Regions from separate parts of the Mus musculus genome. Here region 1 is linked to region 2. A link is a loop called in an ENCODE intact Hi-C map of the cell type or tissue named here. Cell type or tissue: gastrocnemius. All regions are shown on one strand. Each heading gives the region's core, and the rest is flanking DNA. Links, peaks and the distances in the headings are about the cores only. Region 1 overlaps Pard3 (par-3 family cell polarity regulator). Region 2 has its middle 7.5 kb from the start of Gm29688.

Region 1 (10,731 bases), core at 1,804-9,803, 190 kb before region 2:
TTGAGAGAAAATCCAACAACCTTCATGAATGTTTGATAGCTTATTTTTTAATATTGATGTAATCCGTGTTACTCCCAGTGCCAAGAGCTATAGTGCATGTTGGGGATGCTGCTAGGTGTCTTTGATAAAAGTCCTGTGACATTACACAATCCAAATAATATACAAAAATATGGAAATAGTGTATCTCCCCAGGTGACACTTTAACAGACACCCAGCTGTTTCAGATGGCCTATCATTTAATACTTCCTGGCCAGGTCAGAATTCCTGCCGCTCCTTGGAAAGCAGCCAGGGTAAACTTACAGCCACTGACAAGTCCTCCACAAACAGGAAAGCAACATCATCAGCTTTAAATATGCCCACAGAGCTACAAAGGCTGAGACGGAGGGTCCAAGTTCAGCAGATTTCAGGACTTCAAAGGACTTACAGCTGCCAACAGACGGCTATGCAGGCAGCCAGGGGCAGGCTTGGCTTTGCACAAATATTTACCCAGATTTGCAACTCAACCACAAAGCTAATAGTCCCAAGCATATCTATCACCAGAGGTCCGGGACAGGGCACTACAGCACTCCACAGCACACAGGGGGAGAACCAGAAAGGTCACTGTTTTTGTACTTGTCTTGATGATGAGAGAGGGCCTAGCAAACTCTGAGACTTAAGAGTTTAGTTTTGGAAACTCTCTTGCCAGCCAGCTCGGTACACTACCATCACTTAGGTCAGAAGGAGGAAAAGAGTGTGTGTGTGTGTGTGTGTGTGTGTGTGTGTGTGTGTAGACAGACAGATGGACACAGAGAGAGACAGACAAACAGACGGACACACACACACACACACACACACACACAAAGGGAGCAGACAAAAGCCAAGCATATCCTGACCACACTTTGGCAGTGGGTGCACTGGAGTGGCTAAGCAGCTGCCATCACCATCCAGTGAGTGTGGGAAAAGTTCTATGTCCACGCATGTGCAGGGAAACATGGTATCCAGAGACTGCACAGACACCTGCTCATCTCCCTTCCACAGAATTAGGCAAATGGCAAAAATTAATGCAGTAACACTTCCCACATATTCTTTCTTTTGGTCTGAGGAAAGAAGGAACCTTATTCCCAGCATCTTTCCCTTAATACTGAGCACCCATTGTCCCTTGAGTCTCCTTCCTAAGAGGGAATCAAGCCAGCTGTTTCTCTGCCATCCAAGGCATTACCTACTGAGCCAAAAGTGGCTACACACAGGGAGGACAGAAAGAGAATCTGGGCATGGTGGTATAAGGTTATAACCGTAGCACTTGGGAAAATGAGGCAGGAGGTCCAACCGTTACCCAAAATAAATACAGACAAACAGAGCAGGAACTGAAGATGTCCGGAGAGCCACCACAGTGATGCTCCCTATCCTCGGTAACCACTGGGACTACCAGCCTAGTCCTCAAGGGACCTGGAAGTTCTCCTCAGCCAACCCAATGTGACAACAGTCTTCAAGATGCCAATAAAGCCCCCTAGCACAGATGACTCCCAAGTCCTTCTCAGCACACAGCTGCTCTGCAAAACCAAAGTGCCGTTTCGTTCTCCTGAAGTAGAACTGGGACACCTGTGCGGTTCCAAGGCTAACACAAAGCTCTCACCTAGGACCTGAGACACCATGAAGCAACCACTGTGCTGTGCAGAGCCACCCCATTCCCAGGAGAGTGGATCTCAGCATTAAGTCACACTGAGCAAGTACTGGGGGCCTCACCTGAGGCTGGCTGTACATAGGTCTAACAGTGCATACTGAGGTGAGGCCCAGCTTTTAGTGAAGATGTGCCATGTTCATTTCCTTGGGTCCTTCACGTTCTGTATGGAGAAGCACAGGGCAAAGCCACTAACTGGCCGCCTCCCTCATGCAGGCATCTCGGGTTTTCCTCAGAAAACCCATTATCCCTGATATTCTTCCCAACCTTCCCTTGCCGGTTTCCCACTTCTCAGTGCAGTTGTGCAATTGAAACAGATTTTTAGGCCTGGTCAGTATCCTTGAAGGAACAGGCAAAACCAAGGCAGAGAAATTTCCAGCAGACACCCCCACGATAACCTACACTTCCCACACTGCTCACAGAAGCTGTGCGATGGCCTCACTCAAATGGAGCAAGGAGAAGATGCACCTGTGTGTGCTCACAGGCTCCCAAACAGCATCAAATGAACAGACATATTCTGGGGAAAGGGAATCAGTCAGTCCAGGCCTAAGTACAGCCATGTACAGTGATTAGTCAAACTCCTCAATCAAACAGAGGAGCTTGTACAAATTCGCAAGCAGACTTGTCAGGAAACTGTTTAAAAGTTGTCAGCTAAAGAAAGTGGTGCTGGTGGGGTGCAGATGTGACGGCTAAAGACTTGCCAGAGTGGCAGAACTCAGAGTTCTGAGAGAGGATAATGAGGGAAAAATGTTCCGAGTGTGGGGGCAGACCTGCTGAAAAAGAAAGACTGTGTTTCATAAGATCCAACAACAGATGAGTCCCAGTAGCTTCCACCCCAATACCCAATAATGACTTCCTCAATTCCCCAGAGATTAGTAATCATCACCAGAAAGAACTGAACTCCTTCTTTGTTTAGACAAAACCCCTCCTTAGGAACTAGCAGTTTCTACAATGAACTCTGGAAACAGCATAGCATCAATGGCCTAGCCATGATCAAGAGCTGACATTCTTTAAAGAAAGAGGAAGGTACTGAGATTGGGCTATGGAAATGCACAGAGGTTAGGCTGACCCACAGGACCCTGAGAAAGCCACAGTGTGTCCACAACATTTGGTCAAAAAGCAGATTTTGCCACCTCTGACCCTGATGACTATCAGATGAAACTTCAGGGCAAAAATAAGATTCCAGGAAGAGACAGTGCAGTGCATGGTGCGCAGACATGAACACTAGTCATGGGGGGATGCTCATACGCTGAGCCCCAGTAACACAAGACATGAGCCCACAAGACAATCTGTAGGCATATATTTTTCTCAACCAACTTTAATAAGGGTTCAACCTCCACTCTAGCCCACCACCCACCAGAGGCAGTAGAAGAGAAAGGTTATTAGGGTACGGGGAAGCAGACCTGTTTAGAAATAGTTCTTTGGGGGAGATTTCAATCTTTGCTGTTCTTAGCCCAGTCCACTAGCAAACACCAAGCATGAATCAGCAGCTGCAGACCAGTCTACTTGGCAGACACCACACACAAATCAGCAAGGGCAGTTCAATCCAGAAGAAACCACAAGGTTTGACAACTGGCCCAAGTCCACGGAAATATCAAGAAGCCACAGGAACCTCACAAGAAGTTCTTTGGTGAGTGTTTCTCTCTGTGAAGTTACCATAGGCAGAGCTCAGCAATGCAATGCGAGATAAACCAATACATGCATGTCAGCAATGCTAGTAAGACAGACAGAGCAAAGCAAACCAATGTTTGAGCTCTCACTGACTATGGGGTCATATTTATATTCTTTCTAAACATCGCACATTCTTTTTTTTGTGTTTTGTTTTGTTTTGTTTTTCGAGACAGGGTTTCTCTGACTAGCCCTGGATGTCCTGGAACTCACTTTGTAGACCAGGCTGGCCTCGAACTCAGAAATCCACCTGCCTCTGCCTCCTGAGTGCTGGGATTAAAGGCGTGCGTCACCACACCCAGCTAACATCGCACTTTCATTCACATGTCTGCTATAGCAAAACATCCTTTCACCTGTGTGCCCCAGCAAAACATCATTTGGCATAACTGACTTTCCAAAGAAACCAGACGTTTCCACCTCACAGTCCGCATCTTGTCTTTATTAAGTGGTTTAATGTGAAACTGACAGCCTTATAGGAAATACGGGTATGATGGCATGGTTCTAATGAGATGAGGTGAAGGAAAACACACCTGGGGCCGGTAAAATTGTGAAGGAAATTAAAAAAAAAAAAAACAGTTCAAAGAACTATCAGAGAACCCTACTGTTCACTTCCTGAAAAGGATCTTCAAAGAAAAGAAAGTGAGAATTAAAGACAACTAATATAAGTAAAGTAACAGTCTCCCCTCGAAGCAACACGGAGTGATAGGAATGATTGGCGTTCACATGTGACCTGAGAGGTGGACACAGAGCTAAGCTAAATGACCCAAACTTTGCCATTCAGGATGCAAGAAGCCCCCTACCTTTCCATGGGAAAGCACCCATGAATCTACAGCAACGCATAGCTGTTTAAATGATTGACAAGATAGCTTCACGGGTCAGCAGAATGCCTATGGTGCTAATATTAGTGAAGTTCAGGCCAGACCCAATCACATCTGTCTACTTCCTATTAGACTACTTCCTTGATGCCGCTGAATCTATTCACTTATCAGACTCAAAACTTTGGGCTCGACCACCATAAGCTCTTCCCAAGCTGCTAGTTAACATGAGGGCACTGATCTGCCACACAGGCACACAGCACACATTTCCACACCCTGCCTACTTAGAAACCAAATTTCCCCTCAGGTCTGAGATGGCCATACAATCCCCTTAGGGATAGAGACAGCCCCAGGTCAGATCCTCAGAACATTCTGACCCTTAGCTTTTCCTTCCAAAATTATAATCTGACCCTGACTATTCACATCTGCTTACAGTTTCCCCTATGTACCCCTGCTGGAAAAAAAAAAAAGTGAATTAAGCATTTAATGCCTTTGCTTCTTTCCTGTTACGTGACAAACACTTCTTCTGAACCCAAAACTCCACTGACCCTCTGTTGAGCTCAGTAAAAACTTTATCAATGCAGTCAGTCTTCAGGATCTATGGGGGACTGATCCCAGGATCCCACAGGTACCACCACCTAGGTAGCTGCTCAAATTGCTGGTGTCAAGATGGTGCAAACTTTTCACAGAATTTATCCACACAAACTCTGCCATGCACTGTATTGGTGGTGCTGGGAGTCATGCCAGGCAAGCATTGACTCCTCCTGCACCCATTATATCCGGTCTACATTACATAATACCTAACAGAACCATTAAAATGTGATGGGTACAGCTGCCATGTTACATTGTTTAAGTAAGAACAAAGAGACAGAAAGGTCTGTATACTTTTTAAAAATGCAATTTTTAGGGTTTGTTTTCATTTTTTTATTTACTTTTCCAGAATATTTCTGACTTGGGGTTGAATTCACAGATGCAAAATTTATACATTACAGGGTTGGCTGTATTGACTACTCAAGCATGTTATATATTTTTTTAAAAAACACTTTTAATAAAAAAAAAAACTCACTTCCCTTATGACCAGGTTTCATGTGCTTTAAAATATTCATTCAACCTTAACCATTTTATGGCGACAATTTAAAAATGGGTCCATTCAGAGGAAAAATAACTTAGCTCCATGTATACAACCACCATTCTTATTTTTTAAAAAAAATGGAGTCTTAACATAAATACAGTATTACAATGTATCTTTTAGGGCTGCCTGCCTGGCTCTTTCAAAGTATATGTTTTTATGTATCTTTGTATCTTTTAAGTTCCCATTGATCTCTTTGTATGTTTTATTTATAAAATGCAAACTGGTAGTATCCTAGCTTGTGTTTCTCCCAGGCAAACAGAACGTGGGACCTGACATGGGACAGAAACAGAGAAAGTGGAATATGGACAGAACAGGAGTGCTGGTCTAAAAAAAAAAAAAAAAAAAATCAGAACCCATTTTGAGGGTGCATAGGGAACGGCAGCCCTAGAAACAAAGACACTCTCCCTGTCTGCACTGTGCTCTAAGGATGCTGCATTTTCATGCAAGGGCAGGAACAAAATCTCAGTAGATATATGTGCTCTGTAATCCAAATCCTTATGAGTAGGGCACAGAGAAAACACTAGGGGGCAGTATGGCCATCTATAATCTAAGAAGAAGTTTGGTTTCTAAGAACTGAAGCAACCACAAGCCTCAGACAGGGTGAACCAGGCAGGCATCATGGCCCACACCTCTAATTGCAGCCCTGGGACCGTGAAGCAGGAGGACTGCCACCTGTACCGAGACAGTCTAAGCTTCATAGTGCAATCCTGTTTTTAAAACAAAGCGAAAACGACCAAGACGAAGAAAATTAAGGTCCAGGAGAGGTGTGGCTTTACAACCAGAGAGATGCCCTGTGCTCATTATACATGGGTTCCCTATTTATAATCTCTGATGGTAAATCAATCAAATATTTGAGAGGGACAGCCTAGAAACAGACCTCTCATGCAGGCAAAATGTAATTTTTTTTCAGTCTCTAATTTGTATGTTACAAAACATTGTGTTTGGTTTTTGTATGTTTGATGCATATCTGTTCCTGGTCTGAGCTTGCTAACAAGGTATTGACAGATAGCTGTGAGGACCCCTCCAGTGGCCCTGAGTTGATCATAACAAAGTCCTCTGTCCCCATGTAACCCAGGCTAGCCTTGCAGTTGATATGTAGCCAAGGATAATTTTAGACTTCTAATGAGTCATAAAGAAACCCAATGTTAACAGACTGAATATAAAACACATTTCCTGCTCTCTATATGGGGCTCTTGGATGCTTTCCTACTTAATATCTAATTTATACCTTTATGGTAAAGTATACCTCCATCTGCAACACAATCCATTCAGTATTTTCTTGAGATGACTAGCCTAAATTCCAGGAAGTATCACATGATAATACATGATAGATACACTGTCTGCAGAGAATGTAAATGTTGTTACTGAAGATCTAATTATCAATGTTCAAGGTTTCATACTAATTAAATGGTGGCTCAATGACACAGGACAAATGTAATGGAAGCAACCATGGGCTTCAAAGGGTGGCGGTTGAAGTGTTATATCTTCTCTTTCCACAAATTTGGTGCAAGGAAGACTCTAGCTCTGTCCACTGACTCTTAAATCCTTGCATACAAAAGGACCAATCTGTCAAGACCCAACAGGGTTGGCTTTCTCTTCTAGCTCTGCTTCCAGAGCTAGCCAGGTACTTCAAATACTCCCTGACAACAATAATTAAACATCTGGTAATAGGGACCTACATGTGCCTGCAGAACTCGCTGTCCTTTTCATTAATTATGTGCATGCTGTGAGCTAAGAGGACTCGGTTATAATCAAGTCAGGGCCACAGGACAGGAACCTTGAAGATGCCTTGTTAGCAAGCGCGGGCCAGGGGACAGATGCTGAATCAAGCTTCCACAAACGCCAAGCAAAAGCACGCGTATCAGCTCAAGGGGGACACGCTGTGAGCTTTACAAAACATTCGAAACTGCACCTGGAGTGTGGGAAGGGCAAGCTGTCCCCTTTCCTATATTAGGGTGACTATATTCCATGACTCCACATGGAATCATGTCCGGGTGCATGCTTTGACTCACAGTGCCCAGATCTCGCAGAGCCTTGGCAGGAACACAAATAAATGCAACATTAAAAAGTAATAAAAATAAAAATAAACATTTTCAAAAACGCGTTTCATACTTTCCTAAGTTTCAAGGTGAAAAACAACAACAAAAAAAGAGAAGTGGGAACTCAAAGATGCTTGTGGGAGTCTGATATTCATTTGGTGATAAAAGATTCTTTGTCGAAATAAAAAACAAACTTTCTGTCCTTAAATTAACTGATAACTTTTTATACTAGCTGCTCCCAAACCACGAGATTTTGCTAATTAGCACATCACTGCTACTCATTTTTTTTTCACCTTCATTTAACTTTCCTGGAGATCAAAACAACAACAAAAAAAAATCCTACCCAAATCCACTTTTTTGAGAAGACTTTTTAAATTTTTATATCCTTTGGTACAAAAGACATGAAAACACATGCAGGTGTCCATTAAAGCCCAGAGGATGAGTCATATGACAATATGACTCAGAGAATGTTTCTCAAAGTCACCTTCTGGTCTAATTTGCTCAATGCTGAATATCACCTAAATATACACTAGTACAGTAAAGACCCACCAGAGAAAATGTAATTCCCCACACAAGAAGCCTAAGGTGAGTGGACTATGGATGGGCCATCCTGGAGTAAAAGGCGAGTCAAAGGATGGAAGCTGAGCTATCCAAATCCAAAGTCAGACGGAAGAGGGTCCTGGCAGGTGGGACTCAGCCCCCAAGGATGGGATAGATGGGATACAGGTCAGTCTACATATGGCTTGCTTAGCAAAAGGACTTGGAGGGAGAGGCTAGGAGAGAAACAGAATAGTGTCCGATCCTCCAATAGTGGTGTTGATTCTCCAAAGGCTAAGGGAAGCTGCCAGGAAACATAAAAAGAAAATGGATAAGAATTGGAAAGGGTACTTCCATTGCTAGATGATGCTGGCCAGTAGCCATCAGAGCAGAAAAGTCAAGGCTCAGTCCCATCCTGCCATCAGGCTCCACCTAGCATCCCCTAATCGGGGAGCACCTGGCAAATCAAAGACTACAAAGTGTTGAGCCGCAAAGTGATCTTTATGGGGGCTTCATGATTGCTGAGCCTACAACCTCTGAAAGATGAAGACGATATCAGAAGCTATTCTGTCAGAGGTAAGCACCGGGTGAGTCAAAACTGATGGCTGGGTCAGTCACTACTTTGGTTAAATTTAAAATAAATATGGATGTCTCTAAGTATTTTTTCATTTCTGCAGTTAGGCCGGGTAGAATTTAGCCACAAGTCCCACTTGTTCATAAAAGTAATACGGTATAAGAACACACACGCAGCACTGGCTTGGCGGATACTGAGGCTCTGATCCCCGAAACAGAAGACATCACCCAGCGAGGAACAAGAGACCAAAGGAGCTTCAGTGCTGGCACAGCTGGGATGCAGAGCAAGCCCATCTGGCCTGGAGCCCCTTCCACTGGGGGGGAAACTATCACTGTGACCGTGAAACTTTTTAGCTTTTATGATGTTATTCTGGAGGGCTGCATAAAAGTAGAGTCTTTGAATCCCTAGGTAGCTCCCTCCCAGCTGCAATGCTAACTAATATTTTGGCAATATTGACCAGTTTATCTAGGGAAGAGCCACTGACCATACCACTGGGCTGAACAGCCGTGTCAAGAACTGCATGTTATTGGCTTGAGGTGAGATGATAAGGAGTTAGCACTGAGATCAAGGCACCACGTATCCCACGCTGGCCTCAAACTCACTCTGTAGTAGCAGATATGGGAGGACTTTGCTGGTGACCTTCAGTTGCTGATCCTGTGTCCACCCCCTCAAGCCCACTAATTACAGGCCTACACCATCACTCCCAGATTATGTGACGCTAAGGACTAAATCCAGGGTTTTGTGAATGCTAAGCCAGGAAATCAGAGTTCAAACAAGTGAAGCTACACTACTGGTTCTTTTCCTTCGAGTCTGTATGATGTTTTATACCCCAATTCAGTCATTCACTGCTTTTTATGACCCCAACCCCTACCTAGAACTAGGTCAACCCCGTGATGATTAAACACTGGAAATCTCTCAACAAGTAGTTTAGTTATTAAAGCAAAGAGTTCCTGCCATAAAGTAATCAGAAGGAAGCAAATATTTCAGATTTGTTTGGAGTTTGTGGCTTAAACTATTCTGGGTACAGTTGATAAATGTATATTTTACCTAATTGCTTATAGGGAAGCTAAAATTAAATATTTTAAAAATTAGATGTCACCCTTGAATAAGTTACATACAAATGTAGAAACCACATTAACTGAGGCTGCTAAGGAAGCAAAAACCTCCAAGTACAACACATGACTAAGGAGAAATTAAGATTCATATCATCTTAATATTTATACAAAAAAAAAAAGGGTACAGAAAGACTCATTGGGAATACATTTCTCCTGCAGACCAGGGACACACCATCTGCCAGTGCCACTTTTTCTTCTAGGACCAGGAGGTAATTCTGTCAGTGAAGAAAAGCCGCACTTAGATGGTCTATTTTGTTGTTGTTGTTGTTGTTGTGAGTTCTAAGTCATTATTTCTTTCACAAATGAAAAAGGCAGATAGAATTACCACCTTAGAAAACAAGGACGCACACTTGCGTACATTCCTAGCAAGTAGCTTCCTGACAGCACATTTAGCGAGAATATACACAAGTTCTAGTGTTCCGAGACAAACAGTACAGTACTTGGCACATCTATTTATCTGCGTGTTTCATCAACTACAAGTGGCAGCATCCACAGTGGAGGAAAAGACTCATTTAAAAATACATCTGTAGGAGTTGGAGAGATGGCTCAGCTCCTAAGCACTGGCTGCTCTTTTAAAGGAACAGGCTTCAGTCCCCAGCACCCACACAGCAGCTAACAATCATCTGTAACTCCGGTTCCAATTTCTGATACCCTCCTTCTTGCTTCTGAGGGGACTGCACATGCAGGGTGCACAGACATACACATATATATGTGTGTGTGTATGTATGTATGTATGTATATGTATATATGTGTGTGTGTGTATGTATATATGTGTGTGTATGTATATATATACATATATATGTGTGTATGTATATATATGTGTGTATATATATATATATATATATATATATAGAGAGAGAGAGAGAGAGAGAGAGAGAGACACTAACACAAGAAAGAAAGAAATCTATTTAAAAAATACAACTATGGGATACAAAGCTAAATCCAACTGACTGTAATTCTATTGCATAGCACTTTTATTGACAAGGACAATCATAACTGCATACTTGGGTGTGCTGCCTTCTTGTATTCTGTGAACACTTATGGAGAATAGCAATTGTTTAGGTACAAGACCCAAGACTCCTTTGTGTTGGGACAAAAGAATATGTAAGTATGGATTCAGTTCCCAGTTCCCACATGGTGGCTCGCAACCATCCTAAACTCTAGTTCCAGAGGATCAAGTGTCTTCTTCTGATCT
Region 2 (10,731 bases), core at 1,188-9,187:
GGAACAAAGTTTGTGCGCACACGCTGTTTTGAATACTTTCTAAGAAAGCTTTATCAGTAAATGTCCTCTAAAAGAGCTGCAACACTGAAATCTTCGGAGGAGAGCTCCCCTGGGCATTCACTGGTGGACCGGGATCCTGCAGACCGGTCTTTTCCTGCCCAGTGTGCATCGGGCCTGGACATCCCAAGGGAAGAAGCAGAAAATAGCGCCACACTCAGCTATGCTCATTCCCGATCGAGTCACTGGTTGGTTTCGGACCCCAGGACAAGGGACTGAGAGATTCATAGTTTACATATCAAAACAGACCTGACCCCCAGGTTCTCTCAGCATCCCTTGGTCCCTATCTGGCACACCCTGCCCCCAACCTTGAACTTTAGCTGCCCTTCCCCCAGAGGCTCTTCCCTATATAATCCAGATACCTCGGGGTCTGTTGGTCTGTCGCTCTCACTCTTCTCCTCCCCGTCCCTGCCCCCTCTCCCCATGGCTACTTCCCTGGCCTCCTTCCTTGGGGACAGTGAACCTGCCCAAGAGTGGCTTCCCAATAAACCTGCCTTTAATATACTCTAACCTGACTGGAATTGGCTCATTTCACTGGTGGAGAAGTAACCTATCAGTCACAATAGCTAAGAAACGGAAACAACTTCAAAGTCCTTCGGTTGACAATAGACTTTGCAAAATACCACTGACTGAGCTGTAAAGACAAATGCAGTCATGAACTTTGCAAGCAAATGGATGGAACTAGAAAAACAAACAAACAAACAAACAAACAAATTGAGTGAGGAAACCCTGATTCAGAAAACCAAGCATTGGATGTTCGCTCTCACCTGAGATTCCAGCTCCAAGTCTACAGATGTGAGTATATACCCTGGAGTACCTGCAGAAACAAGAAAATGAAGAGAACCATGGCAGAGAGCAGTTAGAGGGGACTGAGAGGGTACACGTGATTTAAAGAGGGGGATGGGAAGCATAGATGTCCAATTAAGGAGGGGTGAGGGAGACAAATACAGAAGAGGGGAGGGTTCAATAATGTAAGGGAAAGTTATAAGGACTCATACTCTCAGCTCTCTGCCTAAAACAAACAAACAAAACCCTACAATGCACATAAGTCCTTATATGGATATGGGTGGTTGTTGTTGTTATTGTTTGGATTTTCGAGACAGGGTTTCTCTGTGTAGCCCTGGCTGTCCCGGAACTCACTCTGTAGACCAGGCTGGCCTCAAACTCAGAAATCTGCCTGCCTCTGCCTCCCAAGTGCTGGGATTAAAGGCGTGCGCCACCACTGCCCAGCTATGTATATGGTTTAAATGAAATTTCCTCATCTGTGCCTACAACACCCTTTCTGAGAGCCAAAGACTATCTAGCAAAAACCCCACACCAGGCGTGGGAAGGCCTCATTGGAGTTGTCCAAGAGACTCCCCCAAACAGTAAAGCCTATTTCTATTGTCCTTGGTTGCTCCCCAGTGGTAGAGTGTAAGTCCCTATTGCTGTAGACACCAGGCACTTCAGAGGCAGGGGACTAACTTCCATGGTATCAGAAGTTTCCAAGAGGGGCTGGCTCAGCGGTTAAGAGCACTTACTGCTCTTTCAGAGGTCCTGAGTTCAGTTCCCAGCAACCACATGGTGGCTCACAACCATCTGTAATGGGATCTGATGCCCTCTGCTGGTGTGTCTGAAGACAGCAACAGTGATAGTGTACTCACATACATGAATAAATAAATCTAAAAAAAAAAAAAGTTACCAAGATTCCAAAGGAGAGAAGCAACCAATATTCCTACCCAGCTACGGTGCTAATGAACCATGGTGACCTGCATGGTATGGTAACTCTAAGGGTGTAGAAATGGCATAAAAGGTGCAGTAGTGGCACGCACACCTCGATAGCAACCAACAGCTCTCTAGTTGGACTTAAGACCTCCCCTCAACAAGAGAGAAACTCTACCTGCTGCTGGACACTAGCAAACTACTCAGTGCAAGTGAGTAATGGATCTTGGAGGAGAACCTATGACTACTTTACTAAACCAACACTCTGCCCCCGGCTGACAGGATGACACTCTCACCCATGTTCTTTCACTGTGTGCCTTAATTCCGATCCCTCCTTTTTTCTCTTATGATTTTCATTAAATTATACTAATTTATTAATATATGTAATTATTAAAAAGCATACCCTAATTTATCAATGTGTTTAATTATTTTAAAATATTTATTTATTTTATTATTTTATGTGTATGCGTGCTTTGTGTTTTATGTGCATGTATGTCTGTGCATCTCATGTGTGCCTGGTGCCCTTGGAGGTCAGAAGAGGGTGCCAGATCCCCTGAGAATAGTGTTACAAACAGTTGTGTGTTGCCATCGGGGTGCAGGGAATCAAATCCTGATCCTCTGGAAGAGCAGCTAGTGCTCCTAACACAGCCACCTCTCCAGCCCTCTTTACAAATTTTTGATTTTTCCACACTTCTCTTTTTCTTTTCTTTTCTTTTTTTTAAGATTTATTTATTCTTATACATAAGTACACTGTAGCTTTTTTCAGACACACCAGAAGAGGGCATCAGATCTTATTACAGATGGTTGTGAGCCACCATGCGGTTGCTGGGATTTGGACCCAGGATCTTCGGAAGAGCTTACCTGCTGAGCCATCTCGCCAGCCCCTCTTGTTTGCTGTTGATTTTAGTGCTCTATTTTTCTGGTGCTGAAATTTACTATTGTTACTGTTCCTTGCCACCCTCCTTCTAAGCATCCAGCTCAATACTTTTAGGAGCTACACCCTCTGCTGGTTGGAAAAAAAAAATCTGATCTTACTGAGTTTACAAGTGTAACCTGCTGGGCTGGAGAGATAGCTCAGCAGTTAAGAGCACTGATTGTTCTTCCAGAGGTCCTGAGTTCAATTCCCAGCAACCACATGGTGGCTCACAACCACCTTTAATGGGATCTGATGCCTTCTTCTGGTGTGTCTGAAGACAGTGATAGTATACTCATATATATAAAATAAATAATAGTGATAGTGTACTCATTTATATAAAATAAATAAATAAATCGTTAAAAAAAAAAGTGTAACCTGCAAAAAATCTTGGCAAAGCCACTATGGAGGAGAACAAACTTCATCCAAGCATTGGCTACACACACATATCTCCAATCTGGGAAAGTGATTTTTGTGCCACACCTTATTTACAGCCAGCAGCTGGACAAGAGCAACATCCTAGGAGGATAGGCCGAGGGATCAAGCTGAGTGTGGGTAGCCCAGGCCTGGCTGACTGGCTGGTGTTGCGAGACACAGCTGAGCAGACTTCACAGCTGTCTAGGAAGACCTAGGCTTCCTGCGGTTCTGGGTCCTCTTTCTCTCAGCATGCTGTCTGCCCCATTCCTCAGCATGCTTTATCCGGGTTCGCAGAGTGAGTAGTCCACAGGTACAGGAACGTCAACCCTGGACACCCTGGTAAGGAGCAGTAGAGGGACCCCCAGTGGTACTGCTGTTCCCTTCCTCTGCTGGGTCCCAGCTGTGATCTCTCATGGAGCGGCCACAGCTCAGACTAGTTGGCACTTCTGGCTGCCTGCCCGCTCCTCTTGCCCTGTCAGTCAGCATCATGGAAATCTCTTTTAGTAGATTTTCCTGAGCAAAAACCTTTTGCAGAGACAAACGGAGTGCTTGGCGGGGGAAGAATGAATACAGGAGACAGGGGTAAATTAATATTTAATAACCTTTGTCTATTAACAAAATAACATTTTAAGAAACCTGACAGATAAAGACACTGTGATAAATATGGCTCTAACGCCGCTCGCTATCAGTGGTGCCCCGTACAGGCTCAACTCGGAACTGCTGTCTACAGACCCGTGATTTTGATAGAGATGATTTCAGTATAGACGGTATGAAGCAGAGTTGGAGGTCGCTGAGAAACTCGCTGGGAGCATGGCTGAGGGTCTCAAAGAGACTCAGCACCTTAGCATTAGCCACATAGGCCACTTTTGTAATTCTCAACTTATATCTTTAAGGCTTGACTAAAATTTTCTCGAAAAGGAGCGTGTCGTTGACGAGTCCGGCGACTTCTCGGGCTGCTGGAGACAGGCCACCGCAGGCTTACCTGGTTCGGTCGCCTGCGAAGCCAGTACCACTACGAGACCAAAGCATCGTGGAGCCTCTGCTGCTGCCCCTATTCTTGTTGCTTGCCCTGTGCTGGGAGGAGAGCGGCCACAGCGCTGTGCCCGCGGACTGCAAGCCTGTTGGCTATGCCTGGGTTGACAGTGCCAAGGGCTGAGTGGTGTACAGCAAGCAGCCTAGAGCTCTCTCTCGGAGGTCCTGCCCCTGACACTCTGCCCAACTGCACGATCACCCTGACTCTGAACAACGAGATAATCAAGATGAAGTATGTTCATTTTCTGGACTAAGTCTCTTTGAAAGACTTTCGTGGTCAGTGCTGCTGCCAAAGGCAAGACCGAATTCTGAGATCCGCGCTGATGCCTCAGGCTATGTTGATGTCGATGGTCTGTACCTCAGACTCTTGTTGTTCATGATCCAGCCTGCTATCAGAAACCATGTTGAAGTTTGTGATTCCAGCTGCTGCCGGCTGCTATAACACTGTAAGTACACTGTAGCTATCTTCAGTAACCCCAGAAGAGGGCATCAGATCTCATTACAGTTAGTTGTGAACCACCATGTGATTGCTGGGACTTGAACTCAGGTCCTTTGGAAGAGCAGTCAGTGCTCTTAATCACTGAGCCATATCGCCAGCCCTACTTATTTTTTATGTTTATGAATACACTGTGGCTGTGAGCCTTCATGTGGTTATGGGGAATTGAATTTAGGACCTCTGCTCACTCCGGTCAACCCCGCTCGCTCAGTCCCTGCTCACTTATTTATTACTATATTAAATATAATATAATTATATATTATTATTATTATAAATAAGTACACTGTAGCTGTCTTCAGAGCACCAGAAAAGGGCATCAGACTCCATTGAGATGGTTGTGAGCCACCATGTGGTTGCTGGAATTTGAACTCAGGACCTTTGGAAGAGCAGTCAGTGCTCTTACCCAACTGAGCTATCTTGCCAGCCTGTTAACTTAAAACAACTTCTCCACATGAAAATCAAATGGTCTAGAGCGCACTTCATGTCAGAGCCATGCCTAGGAAGGACAGAGTCCTGTGTATGGGTATGCTTTAAATACGGGACCACATGGCACTAGTGTATACACACACACAGAGAATTAAAATAAAATTGAAAATACATAGTCGTTTGTTCAATATTCATTAAAATATGTTTTTGCTTTTAAAAATTGTTAATTCATATATACTAATTATTGGTCAATCAACTTGCAACTTTTTCTTAATGTTAATAGTAGCTTTTTCACTGTTTTGATGGTCTCGTGTTTTGCAGAAGTGTTATCATACTGTCTGCAGATAAAAATGATATACCTTTTCTATTCTTATGCTATTTATTCAGGGAGAATTAGCTAAAACCTTTAATATAACACTGATAGAATAGGGCCACATGCCAACTTCTAATTCACAAATAGTCACCGGGGTTAAAATGATCACCTTCCTCCATCCTGACCACAGTTCTGTGCTGTGTAGATAAAGATGGTCCCACTCAACAGGTGGAGAAAAACCGGTAGTGTTTCTGCGACCTCTCCTGGCGAAAAGTCTTTGTGCATTTGTCGCCAGGGAATGAAAATGTGCCTAGTAGGCGTGGCACGCCACCTTGTGGAAGGAAGAATACAGTGCCGCTCACCTGCGTCTCCTGCCTTAATTACCTTGGTCATTTCAAAGCTGTCAGCCAGGGTGGAAAAGTATCCGGGAAACAGGAACCCAGCGTTCATGGGAGAACTTTCTAGCGTCTTCTGTCTGTCTTCGTTAGGGTTACTATTGCCGCGACAAAACATCACGACCAAAAGTAAGTTGGAGAATAAAGGGTTTGTTGGGCTTATTCTTCATTGTCGCTGTTCATCATCAAATTCAGGACAGGAACTTAAAACAGAACAGGGACCTGGAAGCGGGAACTGATGCAGAGGCCGTGAGTATTACTGCTTATTGGCTTGCTCCTCATGGCTTGTTCAGCCTGGTTTCTTATAGAACCCAGGACCACCAGTACAGAGATAGTACCACCCACAATGGGCGGGGCCCTTCCCTATCAATAAATAACTAATTGAGAAAATGTCCTAAGGTCCTCGCCGCCTGGTCTTCTGGAAGTATTTTCTCAATTGAAGTTTCCTTCTTACAGATGACTCTAGTTGTGTTGAGATGACATAAAGCTAGCACCACATAGTGCAATGGAACATTGGCCTTCAAATGCCCAGCTAAAAGTTCTCTCTCTAGCTGTGTCATGGTGGAATGAACTCAATATCCGATCCCATATGTGTTATGATCATCTAGTAGGAACTTCCTTGTTTGTGGGGGTGGTTGGGGGCACTAAGAAGAAACGCTTGGCCTGGCACAGTGGTGTGTTCATCTTTAGTCTCTGCATTCCAGGAGGAGAAGGGGGGGGGGGGGGCGCAGAAAGATCTTGGGAATTGAAGGCAGGGCCCTGGTTTGCATAAAGAGTTTCAGGTCAGCCATAGTAAGGCCCTGTCTTCAAAACAGAAACACAAACAGAAACAAACTCCCCCTGTTCCAGAGTGTCCTTTTCAGTAAGGGACACCACAGATGGACTTGTTGTTTCCGATGCAGACATCACAACGGGCACTGGGTACCAATTGTAAGGTCAAACTTCATCACACCAAGAGAACGTTCATGGGAAATTTAGAAACCTAACAACAGGGTACTGTAGACAGACCCAGAGAATATCCCCAGAAGTTAGTTTTATCCCACTATAACTGGAAGCATTAATATAGAAATGTAAAGCCCACAAAACTAATAGCTTTAGATGCAACATTTTGAAAGCCACATTAATATAATTTATAACAATGTAACTAGAAATGAACAAGTTAATAAATTGTCACATTCTGCCTAGAGACATAACTATATACACATACCACATATCTCTCTGTATAAAGACACTAAAATGTTCCCATTGCTGAAGGCACTGCTCCATCTATTATAAGTATAAGGGATTACTACATCACAGATCTGTCAGGGTGCAAACAGACACCAGCCTACTGAAGCCTTTCACTAAAATCAAGGCTATATACCACCACAGAAAGCAGAACTGACTTCAGTCTGGTTGGCCTCATGGTTATCTATACAAGAAATCACTCAATTCCTCTGCACCATGCATGCCTAGATGGTGCCATGTTCCCACCTTGATGATAATGGACTGAACCTCTGAAGCTGTAAACCAGCCCCAATTAAATGTTGTCCTTATAAGAGTTGCCTTGGTCATGGTGTCTGTTCACAACAGTGAAACCCTAACTAAGGGACCTTCTTTACATGTGGCACAGAGCTCAGTATAGTTCTGTGAGATATAGATAGAAAGATAGATAGATGAAAGAAAGAGAGAAGGAGATAGATAGATAGATAGATAGATAGATAGATAGATAGATAGAGATATGTGTGTATGTGTGTTGTTGTTTTTGTTTTTCATCTGAGGATCCAGGGGAACCTAGGTGAGGGTTGGGAAGCAAAAATTACATGCGACATTGGAACATGGAATTTGGGGGAACCTGAATCTGTGTTCCCAGGCCAGTGTCCTTCAAAATGGCTCCAGAGTAAGCCATCTCTTGTTTCCTTTGAGATAACAGTTGTGGTCATTTGCCTTGAAATTTTTTCTGCCCTAGGTGGCGCTCAGGAATTACCCTCTTGAGCCTCATCTGCAATGTGGGGGCTGGTGGGCCTGCTCCAGCGGCTGGAGCTGTGCCTGCTCATAGTCCTGCTCCATCCACCTCTGTTGCCCCATCTGAGGAGAAGAAAGTGGAAGCAAAGAAGGAAGAGTCTGAGGAGTCGGAAGATGACATGGGCTTTGGTCTTTTTGAATAAACTGCTCTGTTGATATGTCCAATAAAGAGCTGAACCTGTAAAACTAAAAAAAAAAAAAAAAATTACAGAATTACCCTCTTTTTATCGGAGGAGTCACCTGAATCACCTGACTGGAATGCAGATACGTGCATTAACCTGTGTGTCCACACTCTACCATTATTTTCTCAGGTGGGCTGTTGGTGAGTTTGATAAGTTGATTAGTTTGTTTTTGGTGTGTGTGTGTGTGTGTGTGTGTGTGTGTGTGTGTGTGTGTGTGTGAATCCCTGCTTGTGTATCTGTCTGTCCATGACCTTCTTTATCTATAAACCCTAGGGAGATATCCCTGAGATTTTGTTTTCTATCTCATGCCCTGGAACTCCTTGAATTGTATTATGACTCCCTTTAACGCACACTGGCTCATTAACTACATGAATACAAATACATAAATAAGTGAGTTGTGTGACATGTAATTCTAGTGTCTCAGACTTGGATGAAAAAAAAAGGGAAGTGAAATGCAGAAGCAGATTGAGATGGGTCATAAATTCAAGGTCATTGTCTATTCAAGGTCATTGTCTATTCAAGGTCATTGTCTATTCAAGGTCATTGTCTATCCATAGCACCTTGACCTTCTGTCAGGGCAGGAGAAGCAATGGTGGGTGGGTGGGTGGGTCCATAAGTCAACAGTTATAATTTATCTGGTATCCAGCAAGCCCTTGCAATTGTCTCCTTTACCCTCCTGGCTTGAGTTACAGAGTATCACTGCCTGGCTCAGGACTTCTTCCAAACTTCTCTGACAAGAAGTTGTAAGACACTCAAAAAATGTTTTTTTGTTTCTTTGTTTTGTTTTTGTTTTTGTTTTTTTCCAGACAGGGTTTCTCTGTGTAGCCCTGGCTGTCCTGGAACTCACTCTGTAGACTAGGCTGGCCTCGAACTCAGAAATCCACCTGCCTCTGCCTCCGGAATGCTGGGATTAAAGGCGTGCGCCACCACCGCCCGGCTCAAAAAACGTTTTTAAAGATTTATTTTATGTATATAAGTACACTGTAACTGTCTTCAGACACAACAGAAGAGGGCATCAGATCTCATTACAGATGGTTGTGAGCCATCATGTGGTTGCTGGGATTTGAACTCAGGACCTCTGGAAGAGCAGTCAGTGCTCTTAATCGCTGAGCCATCTCTCCAGCCCTTAAAATTATTGTTAATGTATTATTTATTACTGATAATCAAATATCCTCATCTCTTTCACTGGTGCCTTCTTACTAGTAAGTGGGACATGGAGGAAAGGGAGAAGGTGAGAGGCCTGAGAGATTCTCTGTGGCTCCCTTTGTAGTCATATAGAATAAATCTTTGTTCTGCTTTTTACCATCCCTACAGTCCCTTTCCTATTTTTTAAAAAATCCTGGATGCAACGTTCATTTTGGTTTTTTACTTATTTATTTATTATGCATTCATTTCTTTGAGAGAGGGATTGTCTATGTAGCCTTGCTAGGTTTTGAGCCAGTAATCTAAAACCTAATTTGTCATTGATGCATACAATGAGCACTCCTGTCACATGTTCACCTTAACATGGGAAGGAGGTTTTAATCAAATGTCTTTCAAGAATGTAATTAGCTGGGTGATGGCAGCAACATATACCTTTAATCCCAGCACTGGAGAGGTAGAGGCAGGTGGATCTCTGAGTTCAAGAACAGCCTGGTCTACAGAGCACCAGGATAACCAGGGCTTTACAGAGAAACCCTGTCTCAAAAATCCAAGGAAGCAAGCAAGCAAACAAACAAACACACCAAAAATACAATTAATATGCAGCTTCAATATCTGCAAATTAAGAATGTCCTAACTGAGCCGGGTGGTGGTGAGTTCAAGGCCAGCCTGGTCTACAAAGTGAGTTCCAGGACAGCCAGGGCTACACAGAGAAACCCTGTCTTGAAAAACAAAGAGAGACAGAGAGAGAGACAGAGAGAGAGAGAGAGAGAGAGAGAGAGGCTCATAACCATCTATAATGAAATGTGGTGCCCTCTTCTGGCTTGCAGGCCTATATGCAGTCAGAACGCTGTATACTCAATAAATAAATAACTAAATTTAAAAAGAGAGAATAAAAATAGCAAATAACAGAGCCATTGCAGTACATTGAGCTCCGTAGAGACAGTGCTGAGGCAAACACGAGCCGGATGGGCACTGGGCGACTCTGTGCCTCGCGGAGGAAAATCAACTAAACATGGGCAAAGAAGATCCTAAGAAGCCGAGAGGCAAAATGTCCTCATATGCATTCTTTGTGCAAACTTGCCGGGAGGAGCACAAGAAGAAGCACCCGGATGCTTCTGTCAACTTCTCCGAGTTCTCCAAGAAGTGCTCAGAGAGGTGGAAGACCATGTCTGCTAAAGAAAAGGGGAAATGTGAAGATCTGGCAAAGGCTGACAAGGCTCGTTATGTAAGAGAAATGAAAACCTACATCCCCCTCCCCAAAGGGGAGACCAAAAAGAAGTTCAAGGACCCCAATGCACCCGAGAGGCCTCCTTCGGCCTTCTTCTTGTTCTGTTCTGAGTACCGCCCCAAAATCAAAGGCGAGCATCCTGGCTTATCCATTGGTGATGTTGCAAAGAAACTAGGAGAGATGTGGACCAACACTGCAGCAGATGACAAGCAGCCCTATGAGAAGAAAGCTGCCAAGCTGAAGGAGAAGTACGAGAAGGATATTGCTGCCTACAGAGCTAAAGGAAAATCTGATACAGCGAAAAAAGGGGGTGGTCAAAGCTGAAAAGAGCAAGAAAAAGAAGGAAGAGGAAGATGATGGGAAGGATGAAGAGGATGAGGAAGAGGAGGAAGACGAAGATGAAGAAGAAGATGATGATGATGAA

What was found. Hi-C counts contacts between places; a loop is a spot of excess contacts. Peaks named below come from ENCODE experiments on the same cell type or tissue, not always from the same donor. Only the 100,000 strongest peaks of a DNase experiment are listed, where the experiment ranks them.
Region 1: it touches region 2 in a loop (10-fold over the local background); 33 of 42 quality-filtered maps call a loop at or near these places.

Annotation. Positions count from the first base shown.
Region 1 is chr8:127,173,904-127,184,634 of GRCm38, reverse strand. All of the region lies in intron 2 of Pard3 (par-3 family cell polarity regulator), which reads right to left. Among named protein-coding and RNA genes, the nearest start is that of Pard3, 120 kb to the right of the region's middle. In gastrocnemius, for the core only: a CTCF peak has its summit at 5,789 (motif pointing right); a DNase peak (open chromatin) is centred at 5,810.
Region 2 is chr8:126,981,593-126,992,323 of GRCm38, reverse strand. It overlaps the pseudogene Gm38574. Among named protein-coding and RNA genes, the nearest start is that of Gm29688, 7.5 kb to the right of the region's middle. In gastrocnemius, for the core only: a CTCF peak has its summit at 3,768; DNase peaks (open chromatin) are centred at 3,503, 4,176 and 5,654.